Linked DNA regions of Homo sapiens: region 2 is linked to region 1. The links are chromatin loops, found by intact Hi-C in ENCODE. Cell type or tissue: heart left ventricle. All regions are shown on one strand. Links, peaks and the distances in the headings refer to the core of each region. The heading gives the core; the rest is flanking DNA.

Region 1 (5,390 bases), core at 76-5,075:
TCTAGATGTATTACATGATTTTTACCTAGAGCCACATATAGTTTGACTAATGTAGCCTCATCTGGCATGTCCATATGGATATGCGGGAAAGAAGAGGAGAGATAGGTGAAAGACATTGAGAAAAACCTAGAATAACTAATCTAATTTAATTATCTTCAGGAATTCAATCCAGATTTATATTTGGCAGCTACTACAAGATCTGTACCCCATTGCATTTTATAGGATATGCAAAAAAGGGTTAAAACATACTCTGGGCCTTCTGAAATTTAATAAACATTGTCTCCAGAAGCTGTCTTCAAATGTAAACCTAATTAGCCAAAGGAGGTAGTGAATTAATGTATCAGAACTGTCTAAATACTTACCATTTTATCAGCAGACACCAAGGTCCTAAGGTAAAAGGACTTGGAAAGATAAATAATGGTGGTGGAAAATGGTGAAGTCAAAAGCACTGGGCACTGTCCAGGAAAAAAGTGCTGAGGGTGGAGATGGGGGGGATGAAAGGGAGGATTCCTGGTCTGAAGAGGTAGCATGGGGATTCTGAGAACCTACCTTTGGAGAGGACACTGAAACAGAGCTCGGCTTCACAATGTAGCCTAGATTCGGTCCTGGGCAGTGTTATGATAATGATGGAGGATTGATGGGAGGACTGGTACCCAGGTATGGGAGGGGGAATGTGATGCTTCAGAGTCTCTGTGACCTTCTTGAAGAAACAGGAAATTAGTGATTCTTCAGAAAATAATCTGTTTGCAAGAACCAAAGTCTCTAAAAGTGTTATTCTTGACATGTTCACCTGACTACGGACAGTGTGTGTTGACTGACCAGTGGAAATTTTCAGTCTTCAAATAGATGTGCTCCTCTTTTCAAACCTGAACATGACATTAGCAAAATCAATTCTAACCATAGCCAGTCCATTCTCCAATCAGATTTACTTAGGAATCTCATTATAAAGCCAAACTTCTTTTGTAAATGTTTTATTTTAAATCATAGCACCATACTATTGTATAAGCAATAATTGTTTAACTGATTTTTTAAGCAAACTACCGTATTAAATATACAAATGTAAGAGTGTAAAGGCATGGAATAACAATATTATTTCAAGTTATATTTAAAGTGAGATTGCTCTGATAAGTCAATACACTAGGAGCTAGGCTGTATTGGAGACCCCGATGATTACTTCTTTATATTCAATTAGTGCATGTTTGAAAAGCTGCTAAGAGTAATCTGATTTTAGTTAACTGTTCTTAAATCTGGTTTGAACTTGGCCTGCTAGTCCTTTGACAGATCTGTGGGGTGAAAAGAATAATGGACTAGTTTGAACTTGCTCTTAATGCTTGGGTTTGGGTGGTTCTAGAATTAGACAGATGGCCAGATGGAATTAATGGGAAAATATTCAAGCCCAGGATGTGAGTTTTAATTGAAAAGCTTTGGTTTTCAGTAACAGAAAACAACTCAAGCTACTTAAGTAAATATTGAGAATTTATTATAGGAATATAGAGATATTGATGGGTACCTGAGGGCAGGAGTGTAGCTAGCCCTTAGAAAAGATTGAAATAGTCCTAGGAAAGTCAGGAAAGCCAGAAAGTACTCTTTCTCTAACTCTTTCTGCTTCTGGTACATATGGCTGGCATTCAGGTCTCTGAGGCACTTGATATACTTCCATTTATTTTATTTTATTTTATTTTTTGAGACAGAGTCTCACTCTACTACCCAGGCTGGAGTGCAGTGGTGCAATCATAGCTCACTGCAACCTGAAACTCCTGGGTTCAAGTGATCCTCCTGCCCCTGCCTCCCGAGTAGCTGAGACTACAGTTATCCACCGTGTCTGGCGGATTTTTTGATTGTAGAGGTGAGGGCTTACTATGTTGCCCAGGCTGGTCTCGTCTCAAACCCCTGAGCTATAAGTTTCCTCCTGCCTTGGCCTCCCAAAGTGCTAGGATTAGAGGTGTGAGCCACTGCACCCAGCCCCATACTTCCAACTGAATGTAAAAACTAATGGAACTCTCTTATCATTGAATTTCAAATTCCTAGGAGAAGTGGATGACCTTAAAGTGGATCAGCTTTTCATCCTTGATCTAATCACCTCTTTGCAGTGGAGTTGGGTAGGGTGAGTGGAGAAGTGAGGTAATGATATATCAGCCAGCTGGGGAGCTACTCCTATGAGCAATTCCAGAGAGATGAGTCAGTGAGTTGAGCAGACATCTGAGAGTAGTCCTATAGAGTTTGAAATGGGGCTCCCAGAGTTGGTGCAACAGAGTAGGAAACAACGAGAAGACAAGTTAAAAATAAAAATGAAAATGGCAGCAGAGATAAAAATTGATAAAATTTTGTATCAACAAGAATTGGAGTCAGCCACTCTTAAACTCCTGGGCACGAGTATTTATTTCCTCCCCTTTGCCGGCGTGGAAGAGGGCGCACTATGGGAATTTCACCTCCTCCCTAAGGCATTTCCTGACTAGTTGTTTCTCACTGATGCCCTTAAACTATAAACCTCTACGTTACTTGAAACTTGTACCTCACTGAGCTCTTGCTAGTATACTAGCTTTACTTTTTCTGGTGTTGTGTTATACAGATAAATGATAAAAATATGCATATACATATAGCTCTTTCAGCTTAGGCTTCATGTTTTTTTTTACTTTATAGCCCACCTGCTTCCAAGAGTATATGGGGCAGCAATTCATCTGAAGATTGGGCTACTCAAAGGCTATATATGCCTCTTTTTCACTCTTCAGCATCTATTATTATTTGCAAAATTAGAAAATTGTGCTGGATGAGCTCTCAAATGCCTTCTAGCCCGAACAGTCTCTGATCCCATGGTCTAAGATATAACCTATCCCAAGTAAATGTAAAACTTTGTGACAAATCACAACCACGGGGAGTTTGTGACAATTTTTAGCCTGCAGGTGTTGCTGTGGTGTAAGAAGAATTAGGAGATGGTAAGGAACCCATCAAACAATAGCGATAAAAAAGATGTTTTTAAGGATTCTGTTTACATCCCACAGGCAGGAGCAGGTTTCCCCTGCTCCAGCACCTCTCTGTGAAAGGACTGGGGTTGGTTTCCCGAACAGGGCAAAAAGCAGAGGGTGTGTGTTCTCGCCAGCTGGACCTCGATATCTGAAAGGATGTCCTGTTTACATTTGGCACCAGAGCTTAGTGATTGCACTGCCTGAGTGCCCAGAGAATGAGATAAAACTCAAAATAAATTTTCACACAAGTTTAAAAAATAACACTCTGCTGACCCTGTCATCATACCACCTGGGATTAGTTTACCAAAGGCCTGTGTTTCAAAAGAATGCTTACTAAGGAGGGTGAGGCCGTGGTATCCACGGAATGCATTTTTTTTTTTTTTTTGGTGGCTAGGAGGATTTTCTTCATCCTTTCTCTTTTTCTTCCCCTTATTTTTTCTTCCCCAACACCCATCTTTTTTTTTTTTTTTAACATAGAGAAAAGGGAGAGGCAGAAGCTTGGCTGAGAGCCAGACTCATTTCATGAAGTGACCTGTGTAGGTAACTGAACGCTACACCATATACTAAGCATTCAGTATAAAGAAAATTAAGCAAGTCTATTTTAAAGCCTGAAAAGTTTATTTTTTCTTTTTTTAATGAAATAATTTCATTTATGAGGAGGTGTAGGATGTGGTGGCGAGGATCCAGAACAAAGAAGAAAAAGGAATGGGAAACTGGAAAATAAAATTTGCAGGTGAAAAATCATCATGGGAGACAAAAACTCTTAAACACCAGAGTTTGTTAGTCTCGGCAGCTGGAGTGCTGTGAGAGTTGGACTACTGGTTCACTGCAGATTTTTGTTAAGCAAACATTCTCTTATGATGCCTACTCAAAGGCCTCTTGTCCTTTCTGACAGCTCGCCTCTCTGACCCCCTGAACTGGTTACAGTTAACACTAAATATTGCCATCTTTTATTGTTGGCTACCATTCTGCCTTAAATTCTTCCATGCATGAAATGTATAGGGAACTATATATACGGAGATGGCTTCAAGTGTATAAATTGTCTCCCCAATGAAATTGGAAGCTTCCTCAAGGCAAGTCACCACAGAATTCCATATTTTAGGCATTATGGTACCTACACAGAAATTAATCAAGGAAGACCAAAACAACCTAGAGGTTTCTAACTTTTAGTCTTCCCCCTCCCCCGAAAACGTGTACATTTTATGATTTCTTTGTTTATTCTACACTGCATGTACAAAACAAGCTTTGGATACCAAATTGTGTGTATTTCAGGATGCCAGCATTGCTTTTGCAATAAGTGGAACCAGAATTAGCAATTGAATAGCCAAGTAAATGAAGACCAGGTACTCAAAACCCACCATTTATCATGGGTTTGCAAGACAACTGCGTTTATTTCACTCTACATGTGAGAGAACATGCCTAGCAATCAGGTCAGCACTATGAACATTGCACTGTATTTATCTTTAGTCCCTAAACATTGTGTGTAATCAAGGAAGTGAGATGGAGTAATAAAAAACCATTATAGAGTTCTGAAAGCCCTCAATTTCATATTTACATCTTGGAACCAGCTCATTCTGACTTCATAACTCCTTAATTAGAGGCACAGTCGTTTTCTTTTCTGTAGGGCATTTTTTTCACCCTCACAATACAAGCATACATTTGGTAACTAATACCAGCAATTAGCCTCATCTGCTATGTAAATGAGTGTAATTGCAATTAAATACTTTAGTAGGCCCAAAGGGAAAACATGCAATCATTACAAAGTAGAAGAGCATGGTTAAGGGACATTTTGAAGTGTTAGCAGAAGTGCTTTTCCCTGTGGTGTCAGGAGCCTTTTCTATGGTGAATTATTTCACTGGGAGCCCTGGAACTTGACTTGCATTTCTTGTTCTATTTTCCTACAGAGTTCAGAAGAAAACTGCCCTTTTCAGCATTTCTAAGGGTTGATTGGTTTTGGTAACAATTGGTTTGGAGAATTGGTTTCTCTTCATTGTAGATCCAGGGCTTAAAAATGTTAGCTTTCAGCTGTGTTTGGTGTACAAGTTGGAGAAACAACGCTATTCGCCAAAAAGATATTTTTTAGTATCAATAATTGCTGATTAGTAGATCTTGAGGTAGAGAACTGTTGGAAGAACATAATACACATAAGAGAGAGAGATGCCCTACTAGGGAGTCAAGCAGTACTGGTACTGTTATCAGAAAGGGCTCTAGATCTAGACCCCAAGAGAGGGTTCTTGGATCTTGCACAAGAAAGAATTTGGGGTGAGTCCATAAAGTGAAAGCAAGTTTGTTAAGAAAGTAAAGGAATGAAAGAATGGCTACTCCATAGGCAGAACAGTAGCATGGGCTGCTGATTGCCTTTTTTTTTTTGGTTATTTCTTGATTATATGCTAAACAAGGGGTGCATTTTTCATGAGTTTTCTGGGA
Region 2 (5,390 bases), core at 318-5,317, 50 kb before region 1:
ATTCTAATTTCAGACAAAACAGGCTTTAAACCAACAGTGATCAAAAAAGACAAAGATGGACATTACATAATGTTAAAGAGTTCAAGTCAACAAGAATATCTAACTATTATATATATGTATGTGTGTGTGTATGTATACACAACACAGGAGTACCCAAATCCATAAAACAAGTTCTTAGAGACATTAAAAGAGACTTAGATAACCACATATTAATAATGAGAGACTTCAACACCTTATTAATAATATTAGTCAAATCATTGAGGCAGAAAACTGAAAACTGAAAAGATATTTGGGACCTGAACTCTTGACCAAATGGACGTAACAGACATATATGCAACTCTCCACTAAAAAACAACAAAATACACATTTTCTGCTATGCACATGACACACACTCAAATCCACCACCCAACTGGCCACAGAATAATTCTAAGCAAATTCAAAAAATGAAAATCATACCAACCACACTCTCAGACCACAGAACAATAAAAATGAAATCAATACTAAGAAAATCACTCAAAACCATAAAATTACGTGGAAATTAAGCAACCTGAGTGACTTTTGTGTAAACAATAAAAGTAAGGCAGAAATCAATAAATTCTTTGAAGCTAATGATAACAAAGATACAATGTATCAGAATCTCTGGGACACAGCTAAAGCAGTTTTAGAAGGGAAGTTTATAGAGCTAAACGCCCACATCAAAAAGTTAGAAATATTCAAATTAACAACCTAACATCACACCTTGAGGAACTAGAACAAGAACAAACCAATCCCAAAGCCAGTAGAAGACAAGAAATACCAAAACAAGAGTTGAACTGAAGGAAATTGAGAGGTGAAAAGCCATACAAAAGATAAACAAATCTAGGAGTTGGTGTTTTGAAAGAATAGGTAAGATAGACCACTAGCTTGACTAATTATAAAAAGAGAGAAAAAAAATAAAAACAGGTAGTGGTGGGCTTGCTGGGAAATGGAATGCTTACACACTGCTGGTAGTTCAGCCATTGTGGAAAGCAGTCAGGCAATTTCTCAAAGAATTTATAACAAAATTACTATTTGACCCAACAATCCCATTATTGAGCATATATCCAAAGGAATATAAGTCATTCTACCACGAAGACACATGCATGCATATGTTCAATGCAGCACTACTCACAATAGCAAAGACATGGAATCAACCTAAATGCCCATCAATGGTAGACTTGATAAAGAAAACGGGGTACATATACATAATGGAATACTACACAGTCATAAAAAAACAAGATTATGTTCTTTGCAGCAACATGGTTGGAGCTGGAGGCCATTATCCTATGTGAACTAAATACAGGAACAAAAAATGAAATACTGAATGTTCTCGCTTACAAGTGGGAGCTAAACATTGAATACACGTGAACACAAAGAAGGGAACAGACACCGGGCCTACTTGAGGACAGAAAGTAGGAGAAGGATGAGAACTGAAAAACTACCTATTAGGTACTATGCTTATTACCTGGGTGACAAAATAATCTGTATGCCAAACCCCCATATCATGCAATTTACCTATATAATAAACCTGCTCATGTACCCCGAACCTAAAATAAAAGTTTAAAAAATTAAATACAATTAAAAAAGAAATGTTTTTAACATAATCATAAATTATACAGATATATAAATTATTTCCTTAAATAATTAGACAATATATACTGTTTGACTAATGCACCCAACTTAGTTGTATCTTTATTTCACCTTTGAGTTATTCATCCTTCATAGACATAGACAAATAACTCTCAAAAGTGGCCAAAATTTGCTATATCAATTTTATGGTTTATACCCCTTAGTCCATATAGATTTTTAATTCCCATAATGTTGGGCAGTTATTTTACACTGGTTTAGTACAAGACTACACTTTCTTTGTACTTATCCTGTTTTATTTTGATGCAGGACTTAGCCTAACCATCTAGAACAGGCTGGCTTGACAATAGCAATAGGAATCAACATTACCTCTGCAACCTCTATGTTGTTACTCCTCTGTTCAAAATTTTTATATGGAGCAGATAACCATTTAAGCTTAAATTATTGACTCTTTTTCTCCAAATTTCTCTTATAATAACTTTCTTACAACTGTGTTCTTATCTAAGCAAGTCATTTGACCTACTGATTCTCACATACACTTTGCCTTTACCTGCTTATATGTCTTTGATCGCAAAGTTCTCTACTATGTATCACCTTTCTCTGTGTTCAAATATTTACTGTTTCTCTGCCAACTTCCAGCACCATAAAAAAAAAAAAAACATTTTTACTTTGCAGTCTAAGGTGGTTGCTCCCATCTCTTAAGTACCTATTATCTGTACAACTTGCCAGTTAAGGGCAATGTGAAATGGTATAGTGTGTGTCTTTCTTGTATTTTAAGTGACTGTTAACTTCTACATATGTTGGTATTTGTATAAATCATTAGCCCCACTACATCATTTATTGTTTGCTATATTCCACAAAAACTTATTGAGTGCCTGCTATGTATCAGATATTGTGCTAGAAATTAGTTTGCAGGTGGACATTAGTATTTTACATATATTGTGAAATATGAAGTGATATGACAGTCTGGGGTTTGTTCTTATTTTTCCTAGAAGACTGTGTCAGAGAATATTAGTATGCCAGAAAAATTCATGCACTCCTCAATATTTCACAGATCCCATGCATCTGGGTGGGGTGTGACTAATTCTCACTAATAGAATATGAGCAGAAATACTGCATCACTTTGGGTGGAGGCAGGAGAGAGTAAGAGAGACATTAAATCTCTATATGGCTGGAAATGAAAAGCTTTGGGTTGACAGAGTTTTAAGCTGGAAGAAGCCTGAGTCTCTGGGGTCCTCACTTGGAGAGGCCAGCACAGAGAGGCCAAGATACCTGCATCAGATTGTGACATGAGTGAGAAATACAGCTTCACTGTGTCAAGGCTCTGAGATTTGGGGGTTTATTTGTTACTGATGCATAGCTTATTCCATCATGATTATTACAGAGTAATGATTTTATTTGTGTATGTTGATGAGATCATTAAAGATGTTCGAATGATGTGAACTCTGACTCAATTATCAGATCCTTGAGAGTAGAGACTTTGCATTCATGTATAGCCTTCTCAGTGTCCAGGCCAGTGCTAGGATTATAGTAGGCTCTCAGCAGATATTTGTTGAATGGATAAGTTAACAAACTAGGGTTAGCTAAAAGAAGAAATCATTAGGGTACAACCAGAGGAAATAACATGTGACAAAATCCAAAAGAATCTTAAGATACAAATCTGGAGTCAGAAACAGAATTTAGCAATGAGAAAGAGATTAAGGTTTAACAAATGTAAATGTCTATTGAGCCAGCAGAGTTTCTACATTTCAGGTTCCCTTATGAGTAAACTGACTTCTGTGATTTATTAAGATCAGGAGATAGGTGTGGGCTAATAAGAAAATTCTGTAAGTCCTTTAAACACCTCAGTAGTTACTCTCTGAACTGTCCATTGAAGAATGAACAGGAGTTTCAGCTTCTCAGTCAAAGCTCATTGGGAAACTCCCGTCTGGCTGATATTTCCTGGCTCTAAGGGAATCTTCTCCATAGAATTGATAGAAAAATAATCTCTACTTTTTCAATAGGGAGAATGCTTCCCTTACTTATACTTGGTTTATTATTATCCTAATTATTATTGCCTTCCATAGTCTGTCATGTGACATGGGCCAATTCTTTTTGTTTGCTCTAGGGTAAACCGGGATTCCAGATCCTGGGTGGAGGTTGGAAATTGTGGCTGAATATCCAGCTATGGCACCAGACTGGGGAATATATGAATACATAAATTAACTGGTTTCATTTTAAGAAGGTAAAAATGAGAGGAGGTTTCTAAATCTATGTAGATTTAGACAGAAACCTCCTGTCTTTGCCTTTGTGCTCTTAATTAATCTTGATATTATCAGGCAGAATAATTAAGGATAGTACAGTGACATAACAGAATAGGCATATATAATGTCTATATAGGCATTTATAATGTCCTAGTATATACATAGATCATCCAGAAAATTAAAGACAGAAAATCTTTGAGTAAAAATTGACTACAAGAGGAATTTATTATTGAGAGATATACTTCTTGTATAAGTATGAATAAACCAGACACAAAAATGTATCAGAGGTGAGAAAGCAAATCCAGCCTCAAAACAATTTCATCCTCTGCTATTTGCATAGTCGATTTACTACAAAATGTTATTTGTTTTAACTTTTTCAGCAACCTCAGTGAGACAGAGAGGTGGATTTTATTGTCTTTAGGTTACAGGTGAGGAAACTTCACCCCAAAGGTATGATATTGCTTGCTCAGCGCCCCTCATCTCCTCTGTGGTCAGGCTGGCTGGAGCTCAGTTCTGCTGACTCTTAGTCTGGGGCTCTTTCAACTCTATCACATTTTAAGAGGTATAACGATTGTTACTCTAAAGCCAGGCATTGATATGACAGCTCAGTGCAGGGGAGGGGCGGGGGAAGCAGCAGACTTTGCCACTGAGTTCACCGATAGCTTGAGATGCCCTAATATCTCATTCAGGGCCAAGCACACTTGAGACACAAAGAAGCACGGCTCGACTCCATCCATTTGATTTCTTTGGGCACAGCCCTCTCAGACAATCAGGTACAGCACCCTCCCTTGCATAGTTGATGGCCTTTCCTGACGGCTATCAAACATATCTGCTGAGACTGCACTAAATAAAATGGCTGTCACCAAGCCATCTGGTGCATTTGTGCTTTTTCCCCCCTCTAAGATGCAAGTTTTCAGTTTGCACAGCACTTCAAATTCTTAATACACTTGACTAAGTCATTAATATTTCACTTTCATTACCATGTATTAATAACATGAGAATTTAGAATGATCTTGTTCATCTAACTCCTGGAAAACAAATAATTACATTCGTGCATATTGATTGTCAGATAACTAAAGATGTTTAGCCTGGGGCCGTGAGAAATCCACCAGCAGGCCCAGTTTTGGTTCTTAGCCATGTTCAAAGTATATCAAGCTGATGTCTATGAAACACCAGAGACAGCAGTAGCGTAGTTCTGGGAGTTAGAAGGGGCGGCCTTAAATGGACCCCATACAGGTCTCCATAATTGTTTAGCATGAGGTTTCTTCAGAAGAGAGTTGAAAGTCCTGAAGGATGCCCAAGGGAGAGACTAAGAATATGAAACTTTGTTCTCTGATGTTTGGTCTAGTTTTATTTTGTAGTAGGTGGCGCTGGAGGCTTCTTATCTTCCCTTTCCTCCTCTTCATCTTGATTAAGGATGGTAGATTCTAATGGTGGAAAGTGCCGTAGACACTGTTCAATGAGTCAACATTTGCTTTTTTTTTTTTTTTTTTTTTTTAAAAAGAGTAAGTATGTGTCTACCAAAAGCTTGTTGCTAAGCTA

What was found. A loop is a pair of places that touch in the nucleus more often than their neighbours do. Peaks named below come from ENCODE experiments on the same cell type or tissue, not always from the same donor. Only the 100,000 strongest peaks of a DNase experiment are listed, where the experiment ranks them.
Region 2: a loop joins it to region 1, with 5 times the contacts of the local background. A loop is called at or near these places in 8 of 110 quality-filtered maps.

What each region holds. Positions count from the first base shown.
Region 1 is chr15:35,694,748-35,700,137 of GRCh38, forward strand. The region is part of intron 1 of DPH6-DT (DPH6 divergent transcript); the gene reads left to right. Among named protein-coding and RNA genes, the nearest start is that of DPH6-DT, 150 kb to the left of the region's middle. In heart left ventricle, for the core only: a CTCF peak has its summit at 2,884 (motif pointing right); no DNase peak of the experiment used is centred there; H3K27ac peaks cover 1,850 bases.
Region 2 is chr15:35,644,794-35,650,183 of GRCh38, forward strand. All of the region lies in intron 1 of DPH6-DT (DPH6 divergent transcript), which reads left to right. Among named protein-coding and RNA genes, the nearest start is that of DPH6-DT, 100 kb to the left of the region's middle. In heart left ventricle, for the core only: no CTCF peak of the experiment used is centred there; no DNase peak of the experiment used is centred there.